Linked DNA regions of Homo sapiens: region 1 is linked to region 2. A link is a contact called in ENCODE POLR2A ChIA-PET data. All regions are on one chromosome and are shown on one strand. The core of a region is the stretch at or near the end of the contact, and the rest is flanking DNA. Distances in the headings are between cores, read along the strand shown. Region 1 has its middle 34 kb from the start of FBLN1. Region 2 has its middle 6.8 kb from the start of KIAA0930.

What was found. ChIA-PET counts read pairs that join two places held with the same protein, here RNA polymerase II (POLR2A).
Region 1: POLR2A ChIA-PET joins it to region 2 with 12 read pairs in BJ. The contact joins two enhancer-like sites. POLR2A ChIA-PET finds 5 or more read pairs at or near these places in 2 of 52 experiments (BJ and T-cell).

What each region holds. Positions count from the first base shown.
Region 1 is chr22:45,465,606-45,471,425 of GRCh38, reverse strand. No RefSeq gene overlaps it. Among named protein-coding and RNA genes, the nearest start is that of FBLN1, 34 kb to the left of the region's middle. Within about 2 kb of position 1,530, at least 8 of the 41 ENCODE cell types and tissues checked have a DNase peak (open chromatin) inside an H3K27ac peak, as active enhancers do.
Region 2 is chr22:45,244,617-45,250,688 of GRCh38, reverse strand. No RefSeq gene overlaps it. Among named protein-coding and RNA genes, the nearest start is that of KIAA0930, 6.8 kb to the right of the region's middle. RefSeq lists enhancers at 1,008-1,057, 3,893-3,952, 4,132-4,276 and a cis regulatory region at 4,197-4,210. Within about 2 kb of position 4,193, at least 22 of the 41 ENCODE cell types and tissues checked have a DNase peak (open chromatin) inside an H3K27ac peak, as active enhancers do.

The DNA.
Region 1 (5,820 bases), core at 281-2,780, 220 kb before region 2:
CCCAGAATAAAAGGAGAGAGAGAGAGGAACGGGAGCAGAGAAAGGAACAGATTATGGCCAAGAATTTCCAGAAAATAATAAAAGATGACAATCCACAGAATAAAGCAGCTCTACTTAGCCCCAGCAGGATAAACATACAGAAAACCACATTCTAGGGACAGCACAGTCAAAGTGCTGGAAAGCAAGCACAAGGAAAAAGCAGCTGGGGGTGGCGGTGGGCGGGCGAGGACAAAGCACCTTCAAAAGAACGTTGATGAATTGGGGTGGGCAGAGGGGGGGCTAGTGGGGAACGTAGGAGCATCCTTTGCTGGTCACAGAGACACAAAGATGCGCCACACGTGGTCCCCTCCCAAAGGAGCTGACAGGCCAGGAGGGAAACAGGATGGCAATACCTTGGGCTTAGCTTGTGACAGGCAGACACGGGGAGGACCCGGAGAGCGCAGGAGAGGAGACAGGTAACCCAGACTGGGCCTCAAAGTAGTCTCCGCAGAGTGGGAGCTTCTCACCAGAGTTTTGAAGAACAAGTGAGAATGACTTAGGGATGAAGAAGCTTATTCCAGCGGGGAGGGGGGAGGGGGGAGGGATAGCATTAGGAGATATACCTAATGCTAAATGACGAGTTAATGGGTGCAGCACACCAGCATGGCACATGTATACATATGTAACTAACCTGCACATTGTGCACATGTACCCTAAAACTTGAAGTATAATAATAATAAAAAAAATTAAAAAATTTAAAAAAAGAAAAAAAAAAGAAGCTTATTCCAGATAGAAGCCACCAGTGGGTCCTGTCTGCACCAGCCCTCACCCCACCCGGGTGCAGGCCCTACTATCCTAAAGGAGGAGTGTGGGCCGGGCGTGATAGCTCATGCCTTTAATCCCTGCACTTTGGGAGGCTGAGGGGGGCAGATCACTTAAGGTCAGGAATTTGAGACCAGCCTGGCCAACATGGTAAAAACCCATCTCTACTAAAAATACAAAAATTAGCCAGGCGTGGGGGTGAGTGCGTGTAATTCCAGCTACTCAGGAGGCTGAGGCAGGAGAATTGCTTGAACCCAGGAGGCAGAGGTTGCAGTGAGCCGAGATCGTGACATTGCACTCCACCCTGGGTGACAGAGCAAGACTCCATCTCAAACAAAAAGAAATAAAAAAATAAAAATAAAGGAGAGTGTGGAGCATGGCATGGCACAGCCCTACCCAGGAACACAGCGGTGCCAGCACTCTCTTCTGCCCCTCTCAGAAACCTTTCCCTCCAGGCCAAGCAGCTTCTTGGATTTCAGAGCGACATCTCAGTTTGAAAGTCCACTTTGGAAGTGAAAAGCAGTACAACATCCTTTGCCCTGAGGCGTGGATCTTACTTCTGGGGACTGTTCATTTAACACACCTCTTAAAGGCAAATATTTTCAAATAACCTGTCTGGTTGGCAGCAATTAACCACCTCACACTGCTGGGCACTGAGCTAAAGGCTGAAAATTAAGGAACAAACAAGTCCAGGCCTGCCCTTGGGGAGGGAAGATTCTTAATGAGAAACATTTGAGGGCCAACCTTTGGGTACATTGCTTTTGAGCCAATGTGCTGTAATGTGATGTTTTTTTTCTTCCCCTAACGGGGTTAGCTTTAGAAGTATGTTTGGCAAGCACTTTTAACAACCCGCACTGCATCTCAGCACATGTTCATTATTGGCATAAAACAACATTGGAATTGAGACTATCCAAAAGGCATGAAAAAATTTGGAGGTATGTGTAATTTCGTAATGTTATGCCTAATTTCTAATGCCAGTTTTTCAGGTTTAAGTTTTGGCAAGTTAGAGTCACAATGGGGACATAGGCCAAACAAACAAAAAACAAGCCCAAACTAAAAAAGAAAAGAAATATGCATATGTTAAAGACTATCATTATCTCACCGAGACTGAACCCTGAAATCAAAACTGAGACATTCCCCAGAGAACGTGTGTGCTTTTTATGGCAGGCTTTATTCGTGCCTAATCTCTTTTTGCACATGAAAATCACTTTAATAAAACTTCCCCACACATTCGCATTCTAGAAAGAGAGCGTTTGTTGGTGATTCTGAGGTCTTATAACTTCATTTTGATGCCAGGGGATATTTGAAATATGTTTTTAAAACTTTAATGGAAAATGAAACAGATCATAAAGATAGGAGATCTACTTTAGAGGGTCAAGTAAAAATTTGTTCATAGTTAAACAGAATTCATAATGCTTTAGAACTGAACCAAAAACAATTGTTTCTAAACGCTGAAGTCACCACCGAGACTCAAAACCTGGAGCTGGGCTGCCTGGATCCTTCTCTGCTGCAGCAATAGAATATTTCAACTGCTTTTTAAAAACACCACACAGTAATGACTCATTGATCAAGTGAGTTGGAACGAATCTGGAAAATGCCAGTTCCCCGTGAGCAATTGCCCTCCCCAACCCCCCCCGCAATACTGAAGCTTACCACTTCCAGTGACAAGCCTTTGTTCGTTTTGTCAATTTCGAATGGAAAGATTTCCAAAATATAGAAATATCCTTGCTGATACAGTTGGGATATTTGTCCCCACCCGTATCTCATGTTGAATTGTAATCCCCAATGTTGGAGGTGGGGCCTGGTGGGAGGTGTTTGGATCATGGCGGCCAATTTCTCATGAATGGCTTGGGCTATCCCCTTGCTGATAAGTGAGTTCTAACCCCGAGTTTATACAACATCTGGTCATTTAAAAGTGTGTGGCACCTCCCCTTCTTCTCTCTCTCTTTCTCTCTCACCTTTCTGCTTTTGCCATGTGACGTGCCTGCTCCCCTTCACCTTCTGCCATTATTTTAAGCTTTCTGAGCTTCCTGCGTATGATGTACATTGGTTCGGTCCTGTAAGGTGGGACAACTCGAAGTGGGGGCTTCCAGGTTAAAGGTAGACAAGAGACAAAAGGTTGCATTCTTTTGAGTCCTTGACCAGTCTTCCACTGAATACACAATTTAGTCCCGTTCAGTGAATCTGCATTTTTACATAAACGATAGGGAAGAGGAAGCAATCAGATAGGCATTTGTCTCAGGTGAGCCTCAGAGGGATGACTTTGAATGGAATGGGAGGCAGCTTTGTCCTAAGCAGTTCCCAGCTTGACTTTTTCCTTTAGTTTAGTGATTTGGGGGTCCCAAGATTTATTTTCCTTTCACTCACAGAAATCCTTAATGTGATATGATCAAATCAAATCCAGAAATATACAAAAAGGACAATCCATCATGACCAAGTCAGACTGATCACAGAAATTCAAGGTTGGTTTAACACTTGAAAATCAATCAGTGTAAGTCACCACGTTGCCATAAATCATGTAATCATTTCAATATATGCAGATGATATGGTTTGGCTCTATGCTCCCACTCAAATCTCATCTCCAATCGTAATCCCTACATGTTGAGGGAGGGACCTGTAATTCCCACATGTGGAGGGAGGAAGGTGAATGGATCATGGGGCCGGTTTCCCTCGTGCTGTTCTCGTGATAATGAGGGAGTTTTCACGAGATCTGATGGTTTTTTAAGTGTTTGGAAGCTCGTCCTTCATCCTCCTCTCTCCTGATGGCTTGTGAAGAAAGTACTTGCTTCCCTGTCACCTTCCTCCATAGTGTTAAGCTTCCGGAGGCCTCCCCAGCCAGGCTGAACTGTGAGTCAATTAAACCTCTTTCCTTTACAATTTACCCACTCTCAGGTAAGTTCTTTATGGCAGTGGGAAAATGAACTAATACAGCAGAAAAAACACTTGACAAAATTCAACAATCATTGATGCTTAAAAGGTCTCCATAGGCCAGGTGCGGTGGCTCACGCCTGTAATCCCAGCACTTTGGGAGGCCGAGGCCAGTGGATCACCTGAGGTCAGGAGTTCAAGACCAGCCTGGAAAATGCAGTGAGACCCCATTTCTACTAAAAATACAGGCTGGCATGTTGGCTCACTCCTGTAATCCCATCACTTTGGGAGACCAAGGCGAGTGGATTGCCTGAGGTCAGAAATTCAAGACCAGCCTGGCTAACATGGTGAAACCCCATCTCTACTAAAAATACAAAAATTAGCCAGGCATGCTGGCAGGCACCTGTAATCCCAGCTACTCGGGAGGCTGAGGCAGGAGAATTGCTTGAATCCGGGAGGCAGATGTTGCAGTGAGCCAAGATCGTACCATTGCCCTTCAGCCTGGGTGACAAGATTGAGACTTAGTATCAAAAAACAAAACAAAACAAAACAAAACCCAAAAATTAGCCAGGGTTAATGGCGGGTGGCTGTCATCCCAGCTACTCGGGAGGCTGAGGCTGGAGAATCGCTTGAATCCAGGAGGTGGAGGTTGCAGTGAGCTGAGATTGCACTATTGCACACCAGCCTGGGCAACAAGAGCAAAACTCCGACTCAAAAAAGAAAAAGTCTCAATAAACTGGAATGAAAAGGAACTCTTGAACCTGGTCAAGGCGGTCCACATAGACTGACAGTGAACATGCTCAAGGAATGCAGGAAACAGCTGAGTTGTCAGTTCTGTATTTTTAGTAGAGACAGGGTTTCACCATGTTGTCCAGGCTGGTCTTGAACTCTTGACCTCAGGTGATCCGCCCACCTCAGCCTCCCAGAGTGCTGGGATTACAGGCGTAAGCCACCATGCCTGGCCTCTTTTTCTTTTTAAATTATACAGATACAATTTAAAATAGAGATGGGGTCTCACTATGTTGCCCAGGCTGGAGGCTTTTTTTTCTAATATGTGCATTTATTGCTATAAATTTCCCTCATGATATTGCTTTAGCTGTGTCTCACAAATTTTAATATGTTGTATTTTCATTTGTATTCAATTTAATGTGTTTTTCTTACTTCCCTTGAGACTTCCTGTTTGACCCATAGATTGTCTAGAAGTGTGTTGTTGAGTTTCTAAGTATGTGGAGGTTTTCCTGTTATCTTTTTGCTATTAATTTCTTGTTGGATTCTATGTGATTAGAGAGCATACCCTCATGATCTCTCAATTCTTGAAAATTTGTTAAAGTTTGTTTTATGGTCCAAGATATGGTCTATCTTGGTGTATGTTCCCCAGCACCAATTGCTGAAAAGATACCTGAAATGTGAAAGCAGCTTTGGAACTGGGGAACAGGCAGAGATTGGAACAGTTTGGAGGGATCAGAAGAAGACAGGAAAATGTGGGAAAGTTTGGAACTTTCTAGGGACTTGTTGAAAAGCTTTGCCCCAAATGCTGACAGCGATATGGACAATAAAGTCCAGGCTGAGGTGGTCTCAGATAGAGATGAGGAACTTGTTGGGAACTGGAGCAAAGGTGACTCTTGTTATGTTTTAGCAAAGAGACTGGCAGCATTTTGCCCCTGCCCTAGAGATTTGTGGAACTTTGTACTTGAGGGAGATGACTTAGGGTATCTAGCAGAAATTTCTAAGCAGCAAAGCATTTAAGATGTAACTTGGATGCTGTTAAAAGCATTTGATTTTAAAAGTGAAACAGAGCATAAAAGTTTAGAAAACGTGCAGCCTGACAATGCAATAGAAAAGAAAATCCCATTTTCTGAGGAGAAATTCAAGCAGGCTGCAGACATTTGCGTAAATAACGAGGAGCCAATTGTTAATCCCCAAGACAATGAGGAAAATATGAAAAGAACATATGTTCTGCTCTTGTTGGGTGGAGTGTTCTATAAATATTGTTGAGATACTGTTGGTTGATGTTTCTGTTGAGTTTTCTTATTCTATATCTTTGTTGATATTCTGCCTGATTAGTCTATAATTTATTGAGAGAGGGGTATTAAAGTCTCCAAGTATAATTCTTGATTTATCTATTTGTCCTTCCAGTTTTTTTTTTTTTTT
Region 2 (6,072 bases), core at 2,944-5,443:
TGCAGTGAGCCAAGATTGCGCCACTGCACTCCAGCCTGGGCGACAGAGCGAGACGCCGTCTCTAACAAAAACAAAACCCAAAAATACCCAGTACAATCCTGCAGTTAATTTAGGGGGATTAAAGGGGGATTAAAGAGACCTCGGCATACCACTGAGTGTTATTAAGAAGTGCTGTCTTTTCCCTTCTCTGGAGACGCTATCCCTCCAAGTGAGCAATGAGTTGTTAATTTTTCTTCTTTCTTTCTTTTTTTTTTTTAAGATGGAGTTTCACTCTTGTTGCCCAGGTTGGAGTGCAATGGCGCCATCTTGGCTCACTGCAACCTCTGCCTTCCAGGTTCAGGTGATTCCCATGCTTCAGCCTCCCAAGTAGCTGCGATTACAAGCGCCCACCACCATGCCTGGATAATTTTTGTATTTTTAGTAGTGACAGGGTTTCACCATGTTGGCCAGGCTGGTCTTGAACTCCTGACCTCAGGTGATCCACTCCCCCTCAGCCTCCCAAAGAGCTGGGATTACAGGCGTGAGTCACTGCACCTGGCCTAATTTTCTTCTTTCATCAATAGTTACCTTCCACGTGTGGGCCCCACCATCCATGTGGGCTGGAGGACAGAGCCATTTCCAGGCATTTGTTGGCCTGAGTCACTCTAGCTTTCAGAGGCTCAGCCTATATCATCTGCAACATGAATGCACCCTTATCAAAATGTTTCCCCTGAAAAATTCTGAAAAGATTTCAGGCCAGGCACAGCGGCTCATGCCTGTAATCCCAGCACTTTGGGAGGCCAAGGCGGGTGGATCACAAGGTCAGGAGATCGAGACCATCCTGACTAACACAGTGAAACCCAGTCTCTACTAAAAATACAAAAAAAAAAAAAAAAAAAAAATACCCGGGTGTGTTGGCGGGCGCCTGTAATCTACTAGGGAGGCTGAGGAAGGAGAATGGCGTGAACCTGGGAGGCGGAGCTTGCAGTGAGCTGAGATAGCGCCACTGCACTCCAGCCTGGGTGACAGAGTGAGACTCCGTCTCAAAAAAAAAAAAAAAATCTGAAAAGATTTCTATAATTTTGCCTTTGAATTTTCTTGGCTACGTGACTCTGCCTTTGCTAATCTTGGAGAAGGTACATAACCTCTGTATGCCTCGGTTTCCTCATGCATAAAACAGGAATAATGATGGCTCTTAAGTCATAGAATTCAGTGTGTTGACATATGTAAATTCATAACACCACGCCCAGCAGAGGTAAGTCCTGAATACACGTTTGCCAAATAAACTAAAATACCAGTAACTTTCAGTTTCTGATTTCTCGTCGACCATCTGGAACTCTCAGAATTCTTGCTACGTGAGAAAATCTAACCCACAAAGAGTTTTCAAATGTAGTAAAACTTTTATAAATACCAAATCGAAAAGATGACATAATCTTCCATCTTGTAGGTATTTAATGAAATGTCTATTAATTTTAATTTTGCCATTTTATTTTTGCATTTTACAGTAGTACACAATGTTAATTATTAACACAGTGTTCATCGCCCCTCAAAATTCTGTGAGCTCCAGCCCTGTGAGCCTAACCAATAACCTAGCATCAGCAGGGGCAGAGGTCACACAGATGCCTCCAAGGGGGCTGATTCTGAGATGACCAAATGGAGGCAATGACCAGACCTATTGCCCAGTCCCACCTGGCTCTGCTCACCAAAGCTTTGGGGGTGGGGAGATGCCAGGGAGCTGTGCTAGCAGAAGTCAAAAGGTTCTGTCCAGAGACAGGTAGGTCAGGTTCACCTGGATCACAGCCATGACCAGGCAGGAGGCAGAGGGTGCCAAGGCTGTGTGTTCATGGACAAGGGGAACATCTTCTGAACTGGAGCCTCAGGGGGCAGGAAAAGGGGAGCAGGCTCTCCAGCTCTCCCTGCCCTGGCCCACCCTACCTGTTCTCCCATGATGTTGGGGCTGGAAAGGCCCAAGGGGATATCTAGTTTAGCCTCCTTCTCATTGACAGATGGAGCAGGGCGCTGGAGCAGAAGGGATCTGCCTGTTTCAGGCTGCGCTGGTTTCAGGTGCCCCTGCCCTGGAGCACCCTGCATCTCCACTCCACTTCCCAGCAATGAAGCTGTCCTGTGTTGCATGACATAGGTTTTCTTCCTTCAAAACAGCATTCCAGGGCTGCGCGCGGTGGCTCATGCCTATAATTAATCCCAGCACTTTGGGAGACGGAGGTGGGTGGATCACTTGAGGTCAGGAGTTCGATACCAGCCTGGCCAACATGGTGAAACCCCGTCTCTACTAAAAACACACACAAATTAGCCGAGTGTGGTGGCACACGTCTGTAATCCCAGCTACTTGGGAGGCTGAGGCAGGAGAATCACTTGAACCTGGGAGGCGGAGGTTGCAGTAAGCCGAGATTGCGCCATTGCCCTCCAGCCTCAGTGACAAGAGCAAAACTCCATCTCGAAAACAAAACAAAACAAAAGAAAAAACACAGCATTCCAGGGCTGGGTGTCTGTAATCAATCCTAGCACTTTGGGAGATGGAGGTGGACAGATCACTTGAGGTCAGGAGTTCGAGACCAGCCTGGGTAACATGGCAGAACCCCACATCTCTACAAAAATACAAAAAAATTAGCCAGGCATGGTGTCACATGCCTGTACTCCCAGCTACTTGGGAGACTGAGGCAGGGGGATAACCTGAGCTGGGGAGATGGAGGCTGTGGTGAGCTGTGATCATGCCACTGCGCTCCAGCCTGGGTGACACAGTGAGACCCTGTTTCAAAACAACAACAACAACTTAGCATTCCACACTCTGCTTTCCAGTGGACCTTCCCACCTTAAACCAGAAAAGGAATGAGTTAATACCAGAGTGTACACTGATATCTCTTCCTTCGTGGCTACAGGAGGATTGGAATCCTGGCTCAGTTCTGATTTGTTGTGTGATTTTTTTTTTTTTTTTTTGGTGGAGTTTCCCTCTGTCGCCCATTTAAAGTGCAGTGGTGTGATCTTGGCTCACTGCAACCTCTGCCTCCTGGGTTCAAGTGTTTCTCCTGCCTCAGCCTCCTGAGCAACCGGGATTACAGGCGTGCGCCACCACACCCAGCTAATTTTTGTATTTCTAGTAGAGACAGAGTTTTGTTTCTTTTCTTTTTCTTTCTTTTTTTTTTTTTTGAGATGGAGTCTTGCTGTGTTGCCCAGGCTGGTGCAATGGCGTGATCTCGGCTCACTGCAACCTCCACCTCCTGGGTTCCAGTGATTCTCCTCCCTCAGCCTCCCAAGTAGCTAGGATTACAGGTGCCCACTACCACGTTGGACTAATTTTTTTGTATTTTTAGTAGAGACGGGGTTCCGTCATGTTGGCCAGGCTGGTCTTGAACCCCTGACCTCAGGTGATCCACCCACCTCAGCCTCCTAAAGTGCTGGGATTACAGGCATGAGCCACCGTGCCCAGCCCAGAGACGGGGTTTCACCATGTTGGCCAGGCTGGTCTTGAATTCCTGACCTCAGGTGATCTGCCTGCCTCAGACTCCCAAAGTGCAGGAATTATGGGCATGTGCCACCACGCCCGGCCCGCCGTGTGATTTTGAGCATGACTCAACCTCTCTGGGTTTTGCTTGCCCCCGCTAACATATGAAGAAAAAACACTGGCTGCCTCTTCCGGGGCTCAGGGGTTCTAGTTGTCCACATCCATGAAGCTCCGGGCATACGGCAGGGCCTCAGGAAATATTAGTATGTCTCTCCCCACCCCCAATCCCATCAGGTGCTTCCTCTTTCAAAGTGTCTTCTGAATCCTTTATTCTCACCAAGGTGTCATGCTTAATAATAATTTTAAGGCTACTCCCTCCAGGGGAATTTTAGCAGGGATCTGTTAAAAAAAAAAAAAAAAAAGCTGATCGCTTATGGTAGAATTTCTGACAACATCTGAGAATGAGAAAATATTTTGTGTGGAGTTAGCTTAGGTGGGGGTGTTGGGGTGGTGCAATGGTGTGGAAGGGAGGAAGGGAGGCAACTGAACCTTGTCAAGTAGTGCCTCTATCTTTGTAGCAGGTGAGAAAAGGCCCGTATTAGAGGGGCTGCTGCAGTCTAGGCCTGGGGATGATGGCTGGGTTTCATCTGTTTTCCAGATGAGAAGCAGGGATTCCCAGCAAAGGAGAACCATGAGTCACAGGGAAAAGTCTGGCCGGAAGCTGCTGACACACATTCTCACAGGACTATGGCAAGTATGTTAATGATTTACAAGGGTGGATGGGAGAGCCCTGGAACCTGGCCTTCGGAACATGAGCTCATGGACCTGAGATTGGAGCTGTTTATACCTAACGTGACTGGGAATTAGTTATCTTTTCTTCTTGGGGACCAAGGAGAAAAGATGAACAGCTGGAGTTTAATAACAGTCTTGCAGAATGTTAAGGCCAAGAGCGATCTCAGAGATCAGCCAGTCCCACCACCTCCTATACAGACTGTGACGTGAACTGAGGCTTAGACAGGAGAGGGTGGTGGCCAGGGCCTCGAAGCTGAACTGGCAAGTCTCTGGGCCTGTCAGTCACTTAAAACACGGCGGGGGAGTTCTAAAGAAGCTTTTGTGGCTGGGCACGATGGCTCACACTTGTAATCCCAGCACTTTGCGAGACCGAGGCAGGTGTATCACTTGAGGCTAGGAGTTCAAGACCAGCCTGGCCAACGTGGTGAAACCCCATCTCTACTAAAAATACAAAAATTAGCCCCACATTGTGGCAGGCGCCTGTAATCCCAGCTACTCAGGAGGCTAAGGCAGGGGAATTGCTTGAACCTGGGAGGCGGAGGTTGCAGTGAGCTGAGATTGCATCACTGTACTCCAGCCTGGGTGACAGAGCAAGACTCTGTCTCAAAAAAAAAAAAAGTTTTTGTTCTTAACACTGTCTGGTGGCTGGGCGCAGTGGCTCACACCTGTAATCCCAGCACTTTGGGAGGCAGAGGCGGGCGGATCACGAGGTCAGGAGATCGAGACCATCCTGGCTAACACAGTGAAACCCTGTCTCTACTAAAAATACAAAAAATTAGCCGGGCGTGGTGGCGGGCGCCTGTAGTCCCAGCTACTCAGGAGGCTGAGACAGGAGAATGGCGTGAACCCGGGAGGCGGAGCTTGCAGTGAGCCGAGATCGCGCCACTGCACTCCAGCCTGGGCCACAGAGTGAAACTCAGTCTCAAAAAAACAAACAAACAAACAAACAAAACAACAAAAAAACACTGTCTGGCTCTTTGAATAAGATCAGCCCCAAGCATTTGGAGATAAAAATGTGTGCTGTCGGACACCGCTGTTACAATAGTGTAGAGGGATGGCATTAGGCAAACCCCGGGCAGGAACTCTGAAAAATGAAGCAAGACTGACCTATTAAAGCAATTGGATTGTGGTTGTTTTTTCTTTCTGCTAAACTTTGCTTGATTGTTGTTCTAAGTGTTTGCAAAATAAACCTCAGGGATAGAAGCGCTTAGGTGGAGAGCTGACACAATGCCCACATCTCAGGCTTGCCCACGTATTGGTATCACTGCTGTAATAATTACTACAACGTTATTGCCTTAACACATTTCCAGTTCTGTAGGTTAGAAGTTCAACTGAGGTCTTGCTGAGCTAAAGTCAAGGTGCAGGCAGGGCTGTGTCATATCTGGGGGCAACTGTAGGAGAATCTGTTTCCTTGCCTCTTCCAGCTTCCGGAAGCTGCCTGTATGCCTTGTCTTGTGGCCCCTTCCTCCCTCTTCAGTGCCAGCAACATTGCATTTACCTGACCATTCTTGTGTTGTCACATCTCTTTTTGACCACAGCCAGGAAATGTTCCCCGATTTTAAGAATTTATGTGATGAGATTGGGCCCACTTGGATAACCCAGGATAGTCTCCCTATCTCAGTGTCTGTACTCTTAGGCCCCATGTGGCAGCTCATGCCTGTAATCCCGGCACTTTGGGAGCCCGAGGTGGGCAGATCACTTGAGGTCGGGAGTTCGAGACCAGCCTGGCCAACATGGTGAAACCCTGTCTCTACCAAAAAATACAAAAAATAGCCGGGTGTGGTGGCACACACCCTTAGTCCCAGCTACTCAGGAGGTTGAGGTGGGAGGATGGATTGAGC